2 separate regions of the Homo sapiens genome follow, and region 1 is linked to region 2. A link is a loop called in an ENCODE intact Hi-C map of the cell type or tissue named here. Cell type or tissue: ascending aorta. All regions are shown on one strand.

Region 1 (2,500 bases), 290 kb before region 2:
ACATATTAAGAACTCTAACAAGCCAAATGCCTCCAAGCAAGTGGGCACATACAAGTGCTGAAGTCATACATTTTGCAGTTGTACATCTAGAATTGTCTTAAAATACATGCATTGAGATGAGAACTCCTAGGCAAATGGCATCTCCTCTTGCTTTTAAAACTTGAGATTTATAGACCCCTTGAATTGTGTCTAAGAAATTCATAGCAATATGCCCATTGTAAAGTCTCAGGGTACCCATTTATATTCTGTATAAATATTTAAACAGAGAATTTGAACACAGATAGTCATCAGAAATGAAGCGAGCTGCAATATCATATAGCTGCATAAAGCAGTAAAACTTCATAGTTAAGAGGGCAGGTTCTGGAGCCACGCAATTGGGGTTCAAATCTCTGTTCTGACATTTATTAGCTCTGTGACCTTGGGAAGTTGACTTAACTCCTTCACGCTTCAACCTTCTTATCTGGGCATGGGGCTAATTCCAGTACCCACCTCGTATGACTGTTGTAGGGATTCCAGTAGATCATACATTTGTATCAATTACCTCTATTACTGGCACAGCAGCAAGCGTTCACTAAATGTTAAATGTTATTTTAATAACCTGAGAATTGGGTCAAAAATGAAGAGCATGAGACCCCCATCCATGAATTATTACTTTGATCTTCTTATGATTTCATATCTGATAGAAAGAGGTAAACAAAATGGTCATGAATGATCTTTGTTAGTTTCTTGGTGCCTTAGTTGTTTCCACACACGGACATCGTAAGATAATGTAGGACTATTCAGGATTAACTGTAGTCAACCAGTCTCTTGCTATTTACATGCAACTAACAAGCAAATGGTGAGGACTTGACTAGTAGTGCTAAGGGATCATTTTCCTTGTGTAAGTAACAAGCTAAAATAAAGTCATTGTGATTCAGAGAAACAGAAAGGGTGGGAAAATATGTGAACGACTTCTCCATTCCAGTGGGAACCTGGATGGAAACCCTCTTTTTGGAAGCCAAGAAGGCAAAGTTCCATTTTTTCTTGGCAAGGCACTTTACGAGACTCTGAGTGTCTTTGGACTCTGTATTTTGGTAGCTTGGAATTAGCCTGGGAACACTTTCATGCCCAAGTGATTTGAGAATCTCTCCCTTAATAACAAAGACTCCAATTTCTAGTGTTCAATCTTTCTCAAGGCCAAGTAAAGCGTCCGTTTGCATCTGTTTCAAGTCCCCTTTCACTTGCTTTTCACACCTCAATGTTTATCACAGCTTTCAAAGAAAGCACGTTTATCATTCACAAGGTTATTTACAAGTTAAGAGATGACCTCAATATTCCATTGTAGTTCTTTCAAAAAGGGTAGCTGCCACTATAACAAATACATATCGCAATTTATTCTGATCTCTTCTCTGGTGGAATATACTATGGGGGCCTCAGGGTCCCTTATGCCGTTGGTTCATCTACAGATAGACACTATTTTTTTAGGATTCTTTTTCTCTATGAACTAGCCCAAGCCAAAAAAGGGAAAATCATTTCTTCCTTAAGGACCATGGGCTCTGGCTCTATGCTGGGTAAATCTGTGTTCTCCAGTTTATTGGCACTCAATATGTGATTTTTTTTTTAACTCTTACTAATGGTATAAATCCCATAGGTTGGCTACCTCTAAAAACAGGATGTTTTGGCTGGCTGATTGTATGGGAGAATTAGAATTCCATGTTGGGTAGGTACAGTGGCTCCCGCCTGTAATCCCAGCACTTTGGGAGGCTGAGACAGGCGAGTCACTTGAGGTCAGGAGTTTGAAACCAGCCTCACCAACATGGCGAAAACCCATCTCTACTAACAATACAAAAATTGGCCAGGCACGGTGGCTCATGCCTGTAATCCCAGCACTTTGGGAGGCCAAGGCGGACAGATCACCTGAGGTCGGGAGTTCAAGACCGGCCTGACCAACATGGAGAAACCCCGTCTTTACTAAAAATACAAAATTAACTGGGTGTGGTGGCTCATGCCTGTAATCCCAGCTACTCGGGAGGCTGAGGCAGGAGAATCGCTTGAACCTGGGAGGTGGAGGTTGAGGTGAGCCAAGATAGTGCCATTGCACTCCAGCCTGGGCAACAAGAGCAAAATTCCATCTAAATAATAATAATAATAATAATAATAATAATAGTAAAACAAAAATTAGCCAGGTGTGGTGGCATGTGCCTGTAATCCCAGCTACTCAGGAGGCTGAGGCAGGAGAATCGCTTAAACCCAGGAGGTGGAGGTTGCAGAGAGCCAAGATCACGCCACTGTGCTCCAGTCTGGGCAAACAGAGTAAAACTGTGAAACTGTGTCTCAAAAAAAAAAAAAAAAAAAAAAAAAAAGAATTCAATGTGATCAGGAAACTTGAAATCCTGCTTTAAAGTTGGACTTCCACCTTTAGCTCCCTAAACAAACGTGACAGTCATTATTGAGCTTTATAAACGTGTTAGTAATTGGGAGACTATGGAAATGAGGAATGGCCAGTTTTATGTTTTAGAGA
Region 2 (2,500 bases):
ATAATAAAACCTGTTCTTCATTTTCTGCGACCAACAATACTTGCAACATTTTGTTTTACAGGGTAAAGAAGGAGACTTTGTGTACAAAGAAGTCATCAAATCACCTACTGCCTCTCGCATCTCTCTTGGGAAAAAGGTGAAATCAGTGAAAGAGACGATGAGAAAGAGAATGTCTAAAAAATACAGCAGCTCTGTCTCTGAGCAGGTATGCAGCTACCTGGTAGAATGTTCCCTTGGTTCTTCCTGACAAGAAAAGCTGAGAATGGCCCTTCTGAGATTTTAAATGGTGCTAAATACACATACTCCTTGGCATTAACCTGCTCCAAGTCCGTGCTTTATTTACGTAGAGAAACACTGAATTCAACACACGTTTATTAAGCACTTTGGGCTGCTCAGCACCGTGCTTGGTGCTGGGAATACAAAATACAGAACTTGCCTTCTGTGTACAGACAAGAGAGACAGACATGTAAAGAAATGGTTATTCTTCAGTGCACTAAGCGTTGTAAATTTGAATACAAAGGAAGGATTTTATTTTCTAAACTATGCCTTGCTACAAAATGGATGTTACCTGAATCAAACCTAAAGCTTTTTTTTTTTGGGGGGGGGGGTGGCAGTAGACTTGTCGATCATAGCATAAGTTGTTCTAGAAGCACATAGCCAGTCTAAGAAATAAACTCAAAGTTCTTCCTGGGTACCAGGCTTTGGTAATAATGTTTCAGAGAGGGGTGTTTTCCCTCATTTGCCTTATCTGTAGCCATGAAGGAAGGTATCATAGAATTGATTTTTCCCCCCTGGATCTATAATTTCATTGCTAGAGAAATGACTGTTTCTGTCTAAATTGCATGGGTGGAGGGAGTAAAGATAGTTGGAGAGCTGGGCCTCAAGGTAATTATGACCATTCAATTTTCAAGACACTCTCCTCCAGCACCTGTATAGCACTCATTTTGTAGCCTGTTGAAGTTCCTGTGTATGAGCTGGTTGTCTGCTTGAAATATGTAGGTAATGCACTTTATCTACCAAATAAAAACAGCAGGAAAAGCAGACATTTTTGCTCAGCTGCTGCTCTCTGGTGGGCACAGTGAGCTAAAACCAAGCATCGCCCCTATGCGAATGACCGAACGTCACCAGCCTGCCACCCACCTCACTTGATTCAAACAAAGCCTGCACAGCAGCTTCAGTTGATTACAGTGGTTCTCACGGGGAAGGGGTGAGAGGCTATCATTTTGCTCCCCCATGGACTCCAGGGCAATGTCTTTCAATGGTCAGACTGGGTTGAGGTGAAGTGGAGTGGATATTGCTGGCATCTAGGGCAGCAGTGCCCAATCTTTTTGCACCAGGGACTGGTTTCGTGGAAGGCAATTTTTCCACGGAGCTGGTGTAGGTGGTGGTTTCAGGATGATTCACATGCATTACATTTATTGTTCACTTCATTTCTATTGTTATTACATTGTAATATATAATGAAATAATTATACAACTCACCATAATGTAGAATCAGTGGGAGCCCTGAGCTTGTTTTCCTGCAACTAGATGATCCCATCTGGGGATGATGGGAGACAGTGACAGATCATCAGGCATTAGATTCTCATAAACAGCGTGCAACCTAGATGCCTCGTGTGCACAATTCACAATAGGATTCGTGCTCCTACGAGAATCTAATACCGCCGCTGATCTGACAGGAGGTGGAGCTCAGACAGTAATGCGGGTAATGGAGAGTGGCTGTGAAAACAGATGAAGCTTGGCCTGCTCACCCGCCACTCACCTCCTGCTGTACGGCCCACTTCTTAACAGGCCACAGACGGGTTCTGGTCCGTGGCCCGGGAGTTGGAGAATGCTGATCTAGAGGATAGAGGCCAGGGACGCTGCCAAACATCTTAGCATGCACAGGACGGTCTGCACAGCAAAGAGCTGTCCATCAAAATGATCAGTGCTCAGGCTGAGAAACCGTGGCTTGTTAGACCTGCAGGAGATAGATGTCTGGACTGCCTTCAGCATGTCTTATCCATGATTTTTTTTCTTTATTCTTTTCATTCTCTTGTCCTTGTGGGTGACGGAGTGATAGTGATTCTATATTTCTTCCCAGCAATGAAGCAGTCAGCATGCTAGTGAGAGCATGCTACTAATTGAAAGCATTTTATTAAGTTTGCTTTTCCCCAAGATAGATTGAAACAGCCACTAAAACTCTTAAGCTTTACGTTCACAGAGGTTTTCTGCTTTATGAATCAGAAGCATAGAATTTTAATGTCATTTTGGCATTTTTCAATAATTTTACTACCATATAGCAATCTTATGTGCTTAGTTCTGTTTTTTTAAAGCAGCCATTTCACATAAGTTAAGGAATAAAAGAAACAACTGATCATTATAAATTTTCTGTAAAGCAAAAATAATGGAAGGTTTTATGTGGTTGTTTTTTTTTTGTTTTTGTTTTTGTTTTGAGACGGAGTGTCACTCTGTCACCCAGGCTGGAGTGCAATGGTGTGGCCTCGGCTTACTGCAACCTC

What was found. A loop is a pair of places that touch in the nucleus more often than their neighbours do. Peaks named below come from ENCODE experiments on the same cell type or tissue, not always from the same donor. Only the 100,000 strongest peaks of a DNase experiment are listed, where the experiment ranks them.
Region 1: a loop joins it to region 2, with 8 times the contacts of the local background. A loop is called at or near these places in 2 of 110 quality-filtered maps.

What each region holds. Positions count from the first base shown.
Region 1 is chr6:148,241,337-148,243,836 of GRCh38, forward strand. It overlaps a transcript of SASH1 not described here. Among named protein-coding and RNA genes, the nearest start is that of SASH1, 100 kb to the right of the region's middle. In ascending aorta, no CTCF peak of the experiment used is centred here; a DNase peak (open chromatin) is centred at 1,013; H3K4me3 peaks cover 546 bases; H3K27ac peaks cover 2,150 bases.
Region 2 is chr6:148,527,392-148,529,891 of GRCh38, forward strand. It overlaps SASH1 (SAM and SH3 domain containing 1), which reads left to right. Exons shown (of 20, transcript NM_015278.5): 12 at 62-205. Among named protein-coding and RNA genes, the nearest start is that of SASH1, 190 kb to the left of the region's middle. In ascending aorta, a CTCF peak has its summit at 1,046 (motif pointing left); no DNase peak of the experiment used is centred here; H3K27ac peaks cover 2,270 bases.